Regions from separate parts of the Homo sapiens genome. Here all the other regions are linked to region 2. A link is an interaction called in ENCODE POLR2A ChIA-PET data of the cell type or tissue named here. Cell type or tissue: MCF 10A. All regions are shown on one strand. Region 1 holds the start of LOC105374383 (a long non-coding RNA gene). Region 2 overlaps BABAM2 (BRISC and BRCA1 A complex member 2). Region 3 overlaps BABAM2 (BRISC and BRCA1 A complex member 2). Region 4 overlaps BABAM2 (BRISC and BRCA1 A complex member 2).

Region 1 (4,000 bases), 190 kb before region 2:
GTTTGGAAAATATTGGGGTTAAGTGGATTTCTTTACTTAGGACTTCTCAGAGCCTTTAATGTACCAGTGCAAATTGGGACTCTCCAGGATGCATTTCTCAAAAGCATCCCATGAAACGGTGATTCGGCCACTCTCTGGTGTTACGGCGAGGAAACAGGCACAAAGTCCTAGGGACAGGGCCACCAGGGAGACCGGAGTCTCTGCATTTTCCCTGGTATCAAAACTAAGCCCATTCATCCTTTTTCTCATTTTGTTTTTGCCTTGTAATCAGGGGCAGAGGTGGTGGGATTGGAGGGTTTATTTATTTAGATGTATGTACTCTGAAGACCAGAACTAAGGCCAGTGGGTAAAAGTTCCTGTTGAGCAAAATTTCAGCTCCACCCAAGTAAGAACTTTAAAATAATTAGACCTGTTTGGACATAGATGGAGCCAACTCATGCAGTAGTGAGCCGCCCATCACTAGAGGGGTCTAAGCCACAACCTACCAACCACTGAATGGTATAGCAGGTTGAATGGTGGTCTCCCAAAAAGATAGGTCTGTGTCCAGATCCCGGGAACGTGTGAATGTGAGCTTATTTGGAAAAAGGGTCTTTGCAGATGTAAGGAGGTTAAGAATCTTGAGAGGAGGAGATCATCTTGGATTCTTGGATTATCTGGGCAGACCCACAATTCAACAGGAAGTATCCTTATAAGAGTGGGGTAGAGGGAGATGACGCACACAGAGAAGGCCTCACAAAGACAGAGCAGAGACAGATGCAGGGACAAGCTAAAGAATGCTGACAGCTCCAGAAGCTGGAAGTGATGAGGAATGGATCTCCCTAGGGCCTCCAGAGGGAGCGAGGCCCTGCCGACACCTTGATTTCCGACTTCTGGCCTCCAGAACTGTGAAAGAGGAAGAGTCTGTTATTTTAAACCACCAAGTTTGTGGTCCTCTGTTATAGCAGCCACAGGAAACCAAGAGAGGTAGGGGTGCTGAGGAGGAAGGCGGCGAAGGAGTCTGCACTGAGTGATCCCAGGGCCTCTTCTGACCCCCTGCCCACTGGTCGTCACCCCCCATGATACCTTTGATTCGGTGATGGGATAACTGTGGTAGGATTCCGCGTCTGTCCCGGGAAGGGGGAAAGCAAATGGACTCAGCTTCAAGGCAGAACTTGAGCTGCTGCTTCCGCAGCTCTGCCAGAGCCACCAGCAAAGGTGCCTACTTTGGCCTCTTTAGAAGATAGTCCCTTAAAGTCAAAGAACCTACAACCAGCTTCTAGCCCCCAGGGTGTCATACCATCTCCACTAAGTGGTCAATGGGCTGCCAGGCAGGTGCCAGTCAAGACTGGCTGAGAAGCTACGAGTTGGGCTATGAGACCAGCTTCAGTCAGTGTCAGTCAGCACAGGGAGGCTGAGCAGCTCAGGCACCGGCTGCAGCTACAGAGGCCTTGCTGGGTCTGTTTTGTGTCCTGGGGTCTCCTGCCTCAGGGACAGAAATCAGCCCAGTGACCCTCCCCCTGCCATAGGCACACACAAGGGAGGAAAGCTGGCACCCATCCTCCACCCCATGTGCAGCCTGTTCCCTTCCTCTGCTACACGCGTGCACTCTTACACGCACTCAGGAGCTCTGTTGCAACAGCCTCTGTGCCCGGAGACAAGCGATAACACGCCCTCCTGCCCGTCTCTTCTTGCCTTTAGTGCCTGGCAAATTAAGACCAAACCCAAGTTGCAGGGCAAAAGAGGATCAATTACCAGGTAAAGGAGGAGGCTGCGGTTTGAATGTCTCAGCAGCATTTTGGGGAGACCTGGGGACAGGATAGAGAGGGGCTGAGGCCAGTGCTCCCTTCAACACTGCCAGTTGTCCAGATGCCTGCAACCATTGGTAAAAGCAAGTCTCAGTTGCTTTGTCCCTAAAGCCAGGAGCCCAGCTGGTTGTGTCAATCAGGGCTGGCCACTCCCTTCAGGGCTGGCCACTCCCTTCCTCTTTGGGGAGCAGAATGAGCTTTGCCCACCTGGTAGAGCGGTGCTGGGTGTCCTGGGCAGGAGTCCCAGCCCTGGCACACCTGTGTGTGCAGTCTGACTGGCTTACCTAGAGCCCAGCAGCCCTCAGTGTCCTCCCTCCTTCCCTCCCTCTCAGGGTGGGGAGGGTTCCCACCTGCCCAGCTTCAGTCCGGGCAGACCCATGCTTCCCCCCACACCCTCAGAGACCCAGGCATCCACCTTCAGAGGTGGCCTCTCTTTACCTGTTGGTTCCCCCTTTCCAAATTAACCCCAAACCCCAACACCACTCCCCAAACCTGAGTCTGGGGGGAAGGGAACGTGGCATTCTCCCCTTTCTAGGTCAGAAATGTTTTGTAACCAAGCCCTCGGGCTCTGCAAATGTTTGCTTGCAGGTTGCTTTGCTCAGCTGGGGCAGGGCTGGGCTGAAGCCCCCATGTCCTCAACTGCCTTCTTCCCCTCCCTTCACCACCCTAATTTCAGGCTCAACTGTGCGCGTTTAGGGCTTCATTAAACTCTTGTCTTGCTTTCAGAAGAGACACTTTCTGCCCCAGGGAGTTGCTACCATGCTTTGTGGAGAGGGCAGGTCCGAGCAGGCTCCAGGTGAGGGCCTGTTGGGAGGGAGAAGGAACATCCTTGCTGGAAGCTGCCTAGAGGTGGCCAAGGGGAAGCTAGCGGGGCGGGAGGCTCAGAGGGTGCCCACCTTGGTGAGGGTCCCCCCGGCACAGAGGGTCTCCCTATCTCCACCACCACCGCTGCGTGCCTCGTTCAATGATCGCAGGTCGCGGTGTCCAGGTCACCCTGTTCCCAGTGCCTGCCCCGCCCTGCCCCACCCTGCCCAGCCAGCGAGCAGGAGCCTCCCGCACCTCCCAACTACTGCTGGCCGCACCCTGCCCTCACCGTCAGGAGGGCCAGGCCTCCCACCCCAAGGGACCTCGCCCACTCTGCCCTCACCTCGCACGTGGGGCCAGGCCCCCCCATTCCAAGAGACCTTGCCCACCCTCCTGGGGCCCTCGAGAGGAGGAAAAGGATCCAGAAAGTGGGCTCTGTGATCCAGACCCTCAACGCAGGCACGTGGTGACCACACTCCCAACCACTAGGACGGACCTGCCTTGTACTGGTCCCAGGAAGGACTCCATGGGGTGAAACTTTCTAGAGAAGCATGTCTCAAAGGGCCTGCTGGCTTCGAGGCCTGGGTTTGCCCCTTACTACCTGTGTGTCCTCCAGCAGATTACTGCATCTTTCTGAGCCTCAGTCTCCCCGTCCGTAAATTGAGGGTACTATACCTGTTCCCTGAGGTGTCCAGGGGAATGGAAAGACATAACGTAGGAGAGAAAGCCTGTTGCTCACTTAGGTAAAAGGCTACACAGACATGAGATATTACTTCTATCAAGGCTGGGCAGGCTGTGAGGAAAACTGTAATAGAGCTTTTAGCATTGTCCCCAAAAGAAAATGCTACGTGCACCGCCCCCATTTCATTCTGTAAGTGCTGTGTTCCCTGCATGCTCTCTCCCTGGCCAAGAAAAGCTCATCTTGCCACCCCCTGCATATCTTTCCTTGGGCTTCACAAGCCCCCTCAGGATTACTTCATGGGTATTCTCCATTGCTGTTTTTACCAACAGGGAAACTGAGGCAAGGAGCAGGAAGGCCCTTGTGCAGATCACACAGTATGTCTGTGAGATGGCCAGGAGCCCGAGCCGGGGCTCCCGACACCCTGCTGGATCTTCAAGGTCCTGCCACTGTCTCTGGGATGAATCTGCTTTCTAACATTCTTTAAGCTTATGCAGGGGCAATCATGAAAAACAGACAGTGTTCTGAAGAGTGTGGCTCTAAGTTAAGGGACTTGGGACTGTCAGAGCTGGCAGGGACCTCAGAGGTCTCCTAGGTTAACCCCTTGGAGCACTGGGCCTGGCAGAAGGGGAGTAGCTGTCCCATCACACGGCTCTGGTCTCAGAGCCTCTCTGCCCCAAACAGAGATGGGCTCACCCCTCTGTCCCAGGAAGCATGGTCCTCCCCCAGAGAA
Region 2 (4,000 bases):
TTAAGTGGTGAGCCAATTAGAGGGTTGGGACTTTATGCCAATGTGTAGGTAGAATGGAGAAGGTGATACATGCTCACAAATGATGGCATGGGAGCCTTCTAGAGCAAATGAACGAGGCGGGCATTGTGGTATGGATCATGCAGTGGCACATACCTCAGAGGCTACCTAGTCTACAGATTAAAATTTCAAACTTGAGTTCAACCCCAAAGAATACATATATATCTACTGCCTGCGCCCGGGGAAAAATACTTGAGTCCTTTTAAATGACAAAAGTAATAGAAAAGCATCTTTAAAAAATAATTCCAGTCCAGGTGCAGTGGCTCACACCTGTAATCCCAGCACTTTGGGAGGCCGAGGTGGGCAGATCGCCTGAGGTCAGGAGTTCCAGACCAGTCTGACCAACATGGTGAAACTCAGTCTCTACTAAAAACAAAAAATAAACCGGGCGTGGTGGTGTGACCCTGTAATCCCAGCTACTTGGGCAGCTGAGGCAGGATAATCGCTTGAACCCAGGAGGCAGAGGTTGCAGTGAGTCAAGATCGTACCACTGCACTCCAGTCTGGGCCACAGGAGAGAGACTCCGTCTCAAAAAAAAAAAAAAAAAAAAAAATTCCAAAGTTCTGTTTTAGGAGAATGGTAATGACTATATTGTGTATGTGAGTGTGTTTCAATTCTTTTGGTAAAAGCCAGAGGGCATTACCAAGTTTTTTAAGATTTCAGATAGATATATAAATTTTACACTGAAAGACTCAAAGCACAAAGAATCCCATGAACTGTTCCTGGGACTCTGCTTTGTCTTTACAGCACTCTGGTTGGGGGAACTGTATGTGGAAAGAGCTATACAACTTCTCCTGCACTCACTCAAGTCACAGTTCTGTGGATATAAGAATCCACTCATGCAACAAATATGTGCCAGGCACTGTGCAAGCCACTATAGTGCTACCCAAACCAACATGGCTCCTGCCCTCAAGATGCTCTAGTGGCCCTTCTCTATGGGTCTCTAGGAGCTTAATAGCTTCACTTCTGCCACTTTCATAGGCAAGATTCAGGCTGAGTTGCAGAGGTGCTCATGAGAGATAGAAAATAGGAATCAAGACTCACATACCATAGTTGCAGTAGCATGCACAATCAAAAACCTATGCCCCCATTATTAAAAATGTTGAATTCCGGCTGGGCGCGGTGGCTCACGCCTGCAATCCCAGTACTTTGGGAGGCCGAGGTGGACAGATCACGAGGTCAGGAGATTGAGACCATCCTAGCTAACACGGTGAAACCCCGTCTCTACTAAAAATACAAAAAATTAGCCGGGCTTGTTGGCGGGTGCCTGTAGTCCCAGCTACTCTGGAGGCTGAGGTAGGAGAATGGCGTGAACCTGGGAGACGGAGCTTGCAGTGAGCCGAGATCATGCCACTGCACTCCAGCCTGGGCGACAGAGCAAGACTCTGTCTCAAAAAAAAAAAAAAATGTTGAATTCCTTGTGATCCATGATGTTACAATAGATAGTACAGGCTAACAGGATATACTACCACTCTTCTTCACTACTGTTTCAATTGCCTTGCCTTGCTTCGCTTCGCTTCTCCATTTTCTCCTTCTTTCTTTCCTTTTCCTTTCCCTCTCTCTCACATACTCTCTCTCTTTCTCCCCTCTCTCTGTCTCTCTCTGTCTCTGTCTCTGTGTCTTTTTTGAGACAGGGTCTCGCTTTGTTGCCTGAACTCCTGGGCTCAAGCAATGCTCCTGCCTCAGCCTCCCAAAGTGCTGGGATTATAGGGGTGAGCCACCACACCCAGCCTTCTTTAGAATGTACTTCTCATCTTTCTTTTGCTCTCCATGTGGGTGATACCCTCTAAAGTGTAACATCCTCTAAAATGTTCCCATAAAGACAAAAATTCATACCACATACTTGTGAATTTGCTTTGAAACAATCCAGTGAAGGACATGGGGACTGTGAAGTGAGTGGGGTACAGGGCTAACCACAGATAGAAGTGGGATGATGGGTATCGAAGGTTCATTACACTATTCTACTTTTTACATATTTTTGGTATTACCCATAATAACTAGAATAAAATAAATACATTAGAAAAAAATTTACCACATCAACAGTTTGCCCTGAAAATATGGTGGTTAAGCTAAGGTCGGAATTAACCATGAATCTGCAAACATAACAGAAATGCATTACTTTGCATTCATGAGTCACTGTGTTTTGAAATAAGCCATGTCTTCAACTCTGCTTCATTCCTTAACATTCCCACACTAAGTCCTACTTTGGTGCTTTACAAGTTGGGTATCCACTAGCTTTTAAAGAAAGAAATCTGTGATCTTACAGGTAAGATCAACTCTTTCAGCAGGCATTTTAAACTGCCACATTTTAAAATAACTTTTATGAAAAAGATATATTTAAAAGAGCACGATTCCTGGGCTCAAGTGATCCTTAGCCTCCCAGTGGTCTTTGTAGATGGCCTGATGGAGTCTCATGGCACAAGAAGATTAAACAATGTCTCTAATTTTCATAAATTTCTGCAATTCAAAAAAAAAAGAGCAAAAAAAATAATTCTTCAAATACTTGTGCAATGACAGAAATGTGGTGATCCAGGTAACTTGCTTTAGTTTCTAAATACTTCATCTCACTCTCTTTTAATGATAATTAAGATCTCATGCACTGACGCTGGCCAAGGGGATTACTTATACAAAAAAATGCATCGAGATAAAAGTCTCAGTGAAAGGAACAGAACCCAAGGCCTAGTATATTTTCAATATGACTCGAGTTTAGTATTGCAGGAATCCAAGTCAGCTCCAAAACTGTGCCCAAGGATGTTTCTGGCAGACGTGCAATCTGGATCATCCACGAAGCTATTTAAAATTACTTGAGATGTTACCACGACAGATTTTAAAGATCAAAACACAGGTGTGTATCAGTGTTGCACAATTCTGTGGTAAGGGAGAACATGAGATCATTCCACCTAGAAACAGACCCAAACACAAACATCCACCTGGAGTTCAGGTGTACGGCTGTCTGAAGGCAGATGAATTTATCTCTGGAGTTTTGTTCTGCTATAAATATGCTCAGATAAGAAATGGGGTTTTAATATATTAATGTTACTTTAAATTGGGTGGGTCTTTTTAGCTGACAAGCATCTTATGTACCTGCCTTTATGCTATTTTTAACCTCTTGAAAGGCTTATTTCTCAATATAAATGGGTTATAGTCACCATAGTTTAAATAGCCTTATTTATTCTTTGCAGCTTCAGTAAACTTGTGAGAGTAACATAAAAGTTTCAGGATAGTCAAGGCACAAATCTTTTCCATTTCATTATGAACCAAGAAAAAAATTATCAAGATAAAGTCTTAAGAAAATAAGTGACTTAATTAAAGCCATCTCATGAAGTAGTATACGCACTTTACCTAATGATTCATTTAACATTAAATAGTTCCTACATAAACTACCTGGGGAAAGGATTATAAATCATGCTGCTATAAAGACACATGCACATGTATGTTTATTGTGGCACTATTCACAATAGCAAAGACTTGGAACCAATCCAAATGTCCATCAATGATAGACTGGATTAAGAAAATATGGCACATATACACCATGGAATACTACGCAGCCATAGAAAAGGATGAGTTCATGTCCTTTGTAGGGACATGGATGGAAACCATCATTCTCAGCAAACTATCGCAAGGACAAAAAACCAAACACTGCATGTTCTTACTCGTAGGTGGGAACTGAACAATGAGAACACTTGGACACAGGAAGGGGAACATCACATACCGGGGCCTGTCATGGGGTGGGGGGAGAGGGGAGGGATAGCATTAGGAGATATATCTAATGTAAATGACAAGTTCATGGGTGCAGCACACCAACACAGCACATGTATACATATGTAACAAACCTACACTTTGTGCACATGTACCCTAGAACTTAAAGTATTTAAAAAAAATACCTGGAGAGAGAGAGACAGAGAGAGAGAGGGAGAGAGGGAGGGGGGGAGAGAGAGAGAGA
Region 3 (4,000 bases), 64 kb before region 2:
TGATATGAGGTAAACATGGTAATTCTAAAATAATATTACACTTTCTATAGATTTGGCTTGAAACAAATTCTAACACATAGCATTGTGGTTCTTAATTTTAATTATTTTACTGATTCCGATTTGCTTTTCAAGTATATTCCTTTATATAAAGATGTGAACTGTATCCAAAAAAGTAAGCAGGTTTTGAGCAACATCACAGTTTTGGTTTTACCGATTTATGTAGTAGCCATCTTGTTTGTTGAGTGCTAAATATTCTACGACGAAACACTGTTTCTATAGCGGGCAGATGAAAGTCTACCTCGCTTAGCTCAGGAACTGAGTGGCTGCTACTACGACAGCTTTGTGTTTTAGTGGTGAGGTGACAGTGCGACATCAATGCAAATAATTTCCTTGGTTATACCAGGAATTGGAGAGCCTGACAAAATCAGAGCTCGGCAGAAGCATTTGTAGCAATAAACAGAAGCTTCTGATTTTTACTTAAAATTTCAAAAGCTGTCCTGATTTCTAATTTATTGGCCTTGATTACAGGCCTATAAGGAAAGAATTATTTAAATGACTACCAGAATTAGTCTGAAGTTGTTGATTTCCTCTGGCTTAAAAAAAAAAAGTCTTACCAGAAACTGTGTTCTCTGAAAAACAAAATAATTGCTTTCCTTTTACTTAATGTCAACTGAAAACCAATGAATGAACAAATGAACAAACAGATAGTTAAAGACAAATACAGAAAGAATAATACTAAGACATCTGTGTGAACATTAGTCATTTAAAATAAAGAAAAACATCAGAGTAAGAACCTTATCATTCATTAGACTGAATAAACACTGCCACCCCAGCCCCAATCCTACAGCTCTGAAATGGAGGAACACAGCAATCAAAGTCTTGCAAAGATACACTGGAAATAATGTGCAGGGCAAAATCCAAAGATAACTTTTTTTCTCTTTTAAAAACATAAGACTGTGGCTGGGCGTGGTGGCTCACGCCTGTAATCCTAGCACTTTGGGAAGCCATGGCGGGTAGATCACGAGGTCAGGAGATCAAGACCATCCTGGCTAACACGGCAAAACCCTGTCTCTACTAAAAACACAAAAAATTAGCCGGGAGTGGTGGCACATGCCTGTAATCCTAGCTACTCAGGAGGCTGAGGCAGGAGAATTGCTTGAACCTGGGAGGCGGAGGTTGCTGTGAGCTGAGATCGTGCCACTGCACTCCAGCCTGGGCGACAGAGCGAGACCCCGTCTCAAAAACAAAACAAACAAACAAACAAAAAAAAAAGAAAAAAATATATATGATTGTTTATAGTAATGACAGAAAAAGCTATATTGTTGTGTTTATATTATAACATATATACATGTAATATATATGACAATTAATAGAACAAATAAGCGGGAGGACAAGGAGCAATGTTGCTATATTTTACCAGAATGAAGGTATTATTAATCTTAAGGCAATTATGTTAAAGATGCATATTGTAATCTCTAGAATAAACCGCTAAGAAAGTAATTCAATATTAGATAGCTAAAAAAAAAAAAAAAAAAAAAGTTCAACAAATGCCCTTCCCCTTACTCACTGTGCTCCAGCCACGCCTGCTTCAGCAGAGCTCTTTGCTGCCTCAGGGCTCAGGGCTTTTGCACAGGGACTGCCTTCCCTGGAATTGCCTTCCTTGGCTGTCTGAATCACTGCTAAGGTCTCAGCGGAAATGTCACCCTCTATAGGAGGTCTTCCCTATAGAAGCATAGGGAAGACCTCACAGCATCTCCTCACAGCATCTTCCTCATCTTCCTCACAGCATCTCCTTCTTATTCTCTATTCATAGCCTTTTACTTTGTTCCATCACGCTATTTGTCACCTTTTGAATGTATATATTTGTTAAGTTTATGTCTTTATTGTCTGTTTTTCTCATTAGACTTCATTAAGAAAGACAAGAAGCTGGGTGTGGTGGCTCATGCCTGTAATCCCAACACTTTGGGAGGCTGAGGCAGGTGGATCCCTTGAGCCCGAGGTGTTTTGAGACCAGCCTGGGAAACAGCAAAACCTCGTCCCTACATAAAATTAGCTGGGCGTCATGGCGCTTATGTATAGTTCCAGCTACTTGGGAGGCTAAGGTGGGAGGATCACCTGAGCCCAGGAAGTTGAGGCTACAGTGAGCCATGATTGCACCACTGCACTCCAGTCTGGAGAGAGAGAAAGAAGACCTCCCCCAGACCAAGACATATAACATATGAGCCTCTCTCATATAACTGTGTCTTGCATAAAGTAGACAAGTCATAAAATATTTGTTTTAAAAATGCATACCATTGTACTTCACCTTGACCTAATCTTTTTTCTCATCAACTAGACAAGAAGTTGGCAAACTTCTGTGAAGGGTCAAATATTTTAGGTCTTGCAAACCATATACTGTCTCTGCTGCATATTCTTCTGCTTCTTTCTGTTTTCTAAGAATCCTTTTAAAATATAAAAGCTACCCTTAGGGCAGGGTGCAGTGGCTCACACCTATAATCCCAGCACTTTGGGAGGCCTAGGCGGGTAGATTGCTTGAGGCCAGGAGTTCAAGATCAGCCTGGGTAACGTGGTGAAACCCGGTCTCTACTAAAAATACAAAAATTAGCCGGGCATGGTGGCACATGCCTGTAGTCCCAGCTACTCGGGAGGCTGAGGCAGAAGAAACGCTTGAACTCAAGGTGGCGGAGGCTGCAGTGAGCCAAGATCACACTACCGCATTCCAGCCTGGGCAACAGAGTGAGACGCTGTTTCCAAAAAAAAAAAAAAAAACAAGCAAACAAACAAACAAAAAGCTATACTTAGCTCAAGGGCCCTATAAAAACAGGCTGACACGGGATTTGGCCCACAGGCTGTAGTTTTCTAATTTCTGTGCTATGTTACTGTAAGTATCTTAAGGTCAACTCTGAGTTATATACTTATATCCCCTAATACCTCGCATAGTACTGAGCATGCAGTAGGTTCTTAGTAAACTCAGAACTCAGTTAAGTTGGAGGTAGAGGAAAACAAGAGAAAAAAGTGGTCAGATTTGGTCTAACAGGAATTTTACCAGGGAGAAAAGGCCTACAGTCCAGGCTGAATGACTCAAAGGGTCATTTACCAAAGATTTATAGGTAATGGAAAAAGACAGCTTGTCATACAGTCACAAATCTCAATACTCAATTGTCTCCCCTTCTAAGCAGCAACTCTGCTCCTGTAGACAGCTGCCTCCTTGTGTGTCTACTTACAGTGCAGTTGACTGGGACCCACAAAAAAAGCATGTAGCTTTTCCCCAGAGGATTTTTTTTGTTCTGTTACTTCGCCTTGCTATCTGGTTCTCTTGCCACGCTGCATTCTGAAAAGCTACTAGTGGACCAGGCGCGGTGGCTCACGCCTGTAATCCCAGCACTTTGGGAAGCTGAGGCAGGTGGATCACCTGAGGTCGGGAGTTTGAGACCAGCCTGACCAACACGGAGAAACTCCGTTTCTACTAAAATTACAAAATTAGCCAGGCATGGTGGCGCATGCCTGTAATCCCAGCTACTCGAGAGGCTGAGGCAGGAGAATTGCTTGAACCTGGGAGGCAGAGGTTGCAGTGAGCCGAGATCCCGTCATTCCACTCCAACCTGGGCAACAAGAGCAAAACTCCGTCTCAAAAAAAAAAAAAAAAAAAGAAAAAGAAAATAAACAAAAGCTACTAGCTTAAAGGTAACATCTACCTCCAGAGGTAAGCATAATTTGGCAAATATGGAATTGCCTATACAACTGCTATGAATAATTCTTAGATGATGGCCAGGAAAGTTTCCTAAAAATAGTTTCTGGATGGGAGCAAGTTTCTGATCCTGCTACAGTTCCAAGATTTGAGACATGCTGAAAATGAATGATGTAAGGAAGGAATAAGTGGATGGAAATGCTCCATGGCCACAATCATGGCCACAGTCCCCACTCCTGGAACTGCCAGAATGCCAGGATGTTGCAGTACCTCCTGAGAGATCCCAGAATCTGTGCAATGCTTTTCCTTAAG
Region 4 (4,000 bases), 52 kb after region 2:
GAAAGCCCACCGCCTTAACATGCACATAGTGTCACAGCTTTCTGCCTCTCCAGCCAGACCTGTCAATGGAGACTGTGGTTGAGCTTGGGCAGGGGCCTGGCTAGGGCCAGCCTGGCCAGAGGGGCTGTGGCTCACCAGCCCTCAACTGATGGAAAAGAGGCCCAGGCCTTAAAGAGTTTAGAGTCCAGGGAGGCAATATGACAAAGGAGGCATAAACACAGGGAAAAAGTGTGGTGCCATTGTGGAGGCAGGCAGTGGCGGTCAGGAAATGTTCCATGGAGGAGGTGATGATTGAGAAGATCTAAGAACATGGGCAGGACTTTAACGGACCCTGTGGGGGAGGTAAATAAACTCAATGTTCTGGTCTAAGGAGCAGCCTGAGCAAGGTATGGAAGTGAAAAAAATACAAGATGTGTTCGGGAAATCACAAAATTCTGCTTGGCTGGACAACAGGATACACGTAGAGTCCAGCCTAGGGTGGAAAAGTGAACAGGACTGTAACACGGAATCTGAATGCCAGATGGAGAGCTGTGCATTTACTTCGCTTGGCAACAGAGAGGCATTGAAGCTTCTCAGCAAGGACATTACAGGACTGGAATTTACTTCAAAGGACAGTGACAGTTCCACATGGATAAACTGAAATAGGAAGGAACTAGAAGTTAAGAGCCCCTCAGGACCCATGGCAACTGGAAGACTGAACTAGGTAATGATAGTAGGCATGACAAGACTCAGAGACATTGTGGAGAGTGGGTTTTTAGTCCAAAACAACTGGCTGGCTAATAGGGGCATGAGGTATGGTCAATGCCTTTAAGATGTACCACCTGGGCACCAAGAAGACAAGAGTGTCATGAATAAAAACAGGCTGTAAAGAAGAAACATTAGCTTATTGGGGGAATGATGAGTTTAGTTTCAGGCCCTTTAAATTTGAGGTGTCAACTGAACACACAGATAGACATGTCTATCTAGTGGTTAGAGAAGCAGATCTGTAAGCAGGGAGAAATGCTGAGATTAGAAATGGGGATCTGGGTGTCATCCACAAACAGGCAATGCCACAAAAGTGTCTAGGGATGTTATCACAGGAAGCACAATTTAGCATAATTTAATGGGTTGAAAAAAGGAAGGAGTAGCAGTGAAGGAGACAAGGAAGGATCTAAAAACTCCAAGTTATGGAAGAAAAAAGCTATATTATAAAACACATGATAGACATACTATCATGAGGATCAGATGGGATGGTAAAGTGAAAAGCAGTTTGAATATTTTAAAGTACTGAACAAATACATATCTGTTATTGTTACAGTATTGCATATTTAATCTCTAGAAAAGCCAGGCTTTCCATAATCTTCCAAAGCTCCTTCTCCACCAAGTCAAATGGAAATGTGATCTCCCACTCTCTTGAACTCTTATAGCACTTAATAAGTATTTTCTCAAGGAGCACTAACTAAGCATCAACCATGGGCCAAGCACTACAGTAGGGCCTTTCTCATCTACCTCCCCACTTGGAGTAGATGAAACTGAAACTTAGATTTATTCCTCTTCACAGAAGATGAAATGAAGCTCAAAAACGTTAACTTAAGCCAAGATTGCCAGCCAATAAGTGAAGGAACAGGGGGCTTCTGATGCCATGTATTAATATGCCTTTTCTATTAATCCACAAGTCACAACTTGCCATATTTGTTCTGATCCCTCTTACTTTGAGGAAATTAAGGAGATGAGCCACATTTCATTTATGCTGACAGCCTCTGAAGCACCTAGCAAAGGGCCTCACATGTGGTTGATTCTCATTGGGTTTCTGTTGCCTGAAAGAACAAACATGCATATTGCAGGTACACAGGCCTCAATAATAGTGAGCGTTCGTGGGCTGGGAAGTTTTGAGTACTCATTTCCAAGGCAGATGTAACTTAACAAAAAGTTCTAAAAACAAATTCTGTACTTGTGAAAGATGCCACCTGGTCTGCCTCAGGGCTGAAGTCCTCTTTTTATGCACAGAGTGGGAACAGCACAGGGAATGAGGAAGCTGGTTGTCTTTAAACCACTCCCACAAAGTGGCTCAAGCCAAGAAAAGGGCCCACACCTTTCGTGGAAGAGTGCTATGCAGACTCTCATGCCCATTTAACCTTTGGGTTCACTACAACAACTGCCAACAGTCTGGGGAAGAGGGAAAGGTAGAGCATGTTTCACGCCAGCTCTGATGATGTAACCTTAAAACTCACAGCTTTTCTGCCAGGGGAAAAAAAAGCAACTGGTTTAGAAACTATTTTTTCCCCTTTTCTAATATTCAACCAAAATCTAATTTGCATCATTGACTACTAGCTTTTTTTTTTTTTTTTTGCATAACTCACCATTGACTTTTTTTTTTTTTTAATTAACAGAACTTACTCGTGTCTAATTCAACGGATTGGTTTTGGTTCCTTGGAAGACAAATGTATAGGGCCAGAAATATGTTTATTTCATAAATGTCCCTTGTGCAAGAACACAAAGTTCTTCTCAGAAGCATTTACTCTGCAAGTCATAGAAATGCGCAGTGGGAGACCGGTAAACAATATGCATCTAAGCATCGTAAGGGCGTGCAGCCACGTGCGGCAGGGCTGCCAGGGACACCAGACAACTATTCCACGACCCTGGGCAAACAGACTTCAGAAGTGGGATCACATTTCAGAGCTTCATCAAATTAGAACACATCTCAGAGTCTTCTACCAATGAATCTGACTGATGTTCTCTTTTGTCAGGATTGTCTAATTTGTAGTCTTTTTAGGGTACAACAAATCAATATTTTTTCCTACATATGATGACAAGACCCAAAAGTAGCCCTTTTCTTTTCCAATTGCTGGGAGTAGTTAACGTGAGTATAATATCTTTGCCTCCTGCATGGACAAGCTGGGACAGAGGAACAGTCAGACTGGAATGGGGTTCCTCCCAGGCCCACGATATCTCTCTATGCCCATGGAGGAGATGGTGGGAATGCAAGCCTTCTCTTGGTAATTTTTACCCAGTGTGGATGGGGCTATTGGTCTCTCCTGAGCCTCTCCCTGTCAAATGCACTGCATGGGGCTTGGGACTTCCTAGAAAGAGCCATAGCAGAAACCAAAAGGAGTACAAGCCTCAGCTAGGGCAAGAGTTTGACGTTGGCTTTGGGCGGGTCCACATGGGATGCTTTTCCCATGACTCCTGAAAGAACTCTCCAAGTCTGAATCGATAATCAATGCTTGGATAGCTCAAAGTTGACAAGATAGTATAAAACACAGAAAATAAATGAGAGCTTAGCACAGTCAGTTCTCAAAACCTATCCCATGACTACAGCCTTCTTGAAATGGCATGTCTGTTCTATGCTCTGAACTCTGGAAGAATTAACCACAAGTATTAATAACTTTAGCAAATATCTAAGCCCTTATAGAAGTCATACCCCAAGTTTACTTCTTTTATGTTAATCTTTCTCTAAAACCTCATTTTGAAAACTTCTACTTAAAGATATAAGAATGTTTGGTAGTTTGTTTTGGTATTATAAACGTAGTTCTACCAAGTGAATTTGTAGCAACCAGGAAAAGTATAAGACCTTTCAGTGAGGCATTTTCCAATATTTTGGTGAGAACTACTTATTCACCTAGAAGACTGCCAATTAGGCAATTGATAACTGTGTATTGCATTTATGCACGGCATTAAAAAAAAGACTTGTTCCTCAACTCAATAAGTAGCTTGCAATTCAGCAAAAGATTTTTAAAAATCCTTATCACCAATTAAAGCTATGATGGGTAGATTATAATATAAATATAGATTATAAGATTAATATAAATTCAGTGTTACAAAGAGCTCTGGGGAAGGCTAGACTAATTGTCCTCAGGGAAAATGGTTGGTAGAGATGGTATTTGAATAAGGCCTTAGAAAAAGTATAGTATTTCAACAGGAAGAGGGGTTAGAGAAGGGCCTTGTACATGGAAGGAGCAGCTTTAGCAAAAGCACAGAGGCAAGAGAGTGCTGGCAATGTAAGAAAACTTCAAGTGCTCAG

What was found. Peaks named below come from ENCODE experiments on the same cell type or tissue, not always from the same donor. Only the 100,000 strongest peaks of a DNase experiment are listed, where the experiment ranks them.
Region 1: POLR2A ChIA-PET joins it to region 2 with 17 read pairs; 2 of 35 experiments call an interaction of 5 or more read pairs at or near these places.
Region 3: POLR2A ChIA-PET joins it to region 2 with 10 read pairs; 2 of 35 experiments call an interaction of 5 or more read pairs at or near these places.
Region 4: POLR2A ChIA-PET joins it to region 2 with 12 read pairs; 3 of 35 experiments call an interaction of 5 or more read pairs at or near these places.

The regions. Positions count from the first base shown.
Region 1 is chr2:28,376,121-28,380,120 of GRCh38, reverse strand. It overlaps LOC105374383 (a long non-coding RNA gene), which reads right to left and starts at 2,766. Exons shown (of 3, transcript XR_939876.3): 1 at 2,681-2,766. RefSeq lists an enhancer at 1-210. In MCF 10A, no CTCF peak of the experiment used is centred here; DNase peaks (open chromatin) are centred at 1,650, 1,970 and 2,550.
Region 2 is chr2:28,184,273-28,188,272 of GRCh38, reverse strand. All of the region lies in intron 7 of BABAM2 (BRISC and BRCA1 A complex member 2), which reads right to left. The region is part of intron 1 of LOC100505736 (a long non-coding RNA gene); the gene reads left to right. Among named protein-coding and RNA genes, the nearest start is that of BABAM2-AS2, 120 kb to the left of the region's middle. In MCF 10A, no CTCF peak of the experiment used is centred here; a DNase peak (open chromatin) is centred at 2,202.
Region 3 is chr2:28,247,857-28,251,856 of GRCh38, reverse strand. All of the region lies in intron 10 of BABAM2 (BRISC and BRCA1 A complex member 2), which reads right to left. Among named protein-coding and RNA genes, the nearest start is that of BABAM2-AS2, 61 kb to the left of the region's middle. RefSeq lists an enhancer at 1,557-2,057. In MCF 10A, no CTCF peak of the experiment used is centred here; a DNase peak (open chromatin) is centred at 1,616.
Region 4 is chr2:28,132,533-28,136,532 of GRCh38, reverse strand. All of the region lies in intron 7 of BABAM2 (BRISC and BRCA1 A complex member 2), which reads right to left. Among named protein-coding and RNA genes, the nearest start is that of MIR4263, 140 kb to the right of the region's middle. RefSeq lists a silencer at 944-1,144. In MCF 10A, no CTCF peak of the experiment used is centred here; a DNase peak (open chromatin) is centred at 2,082.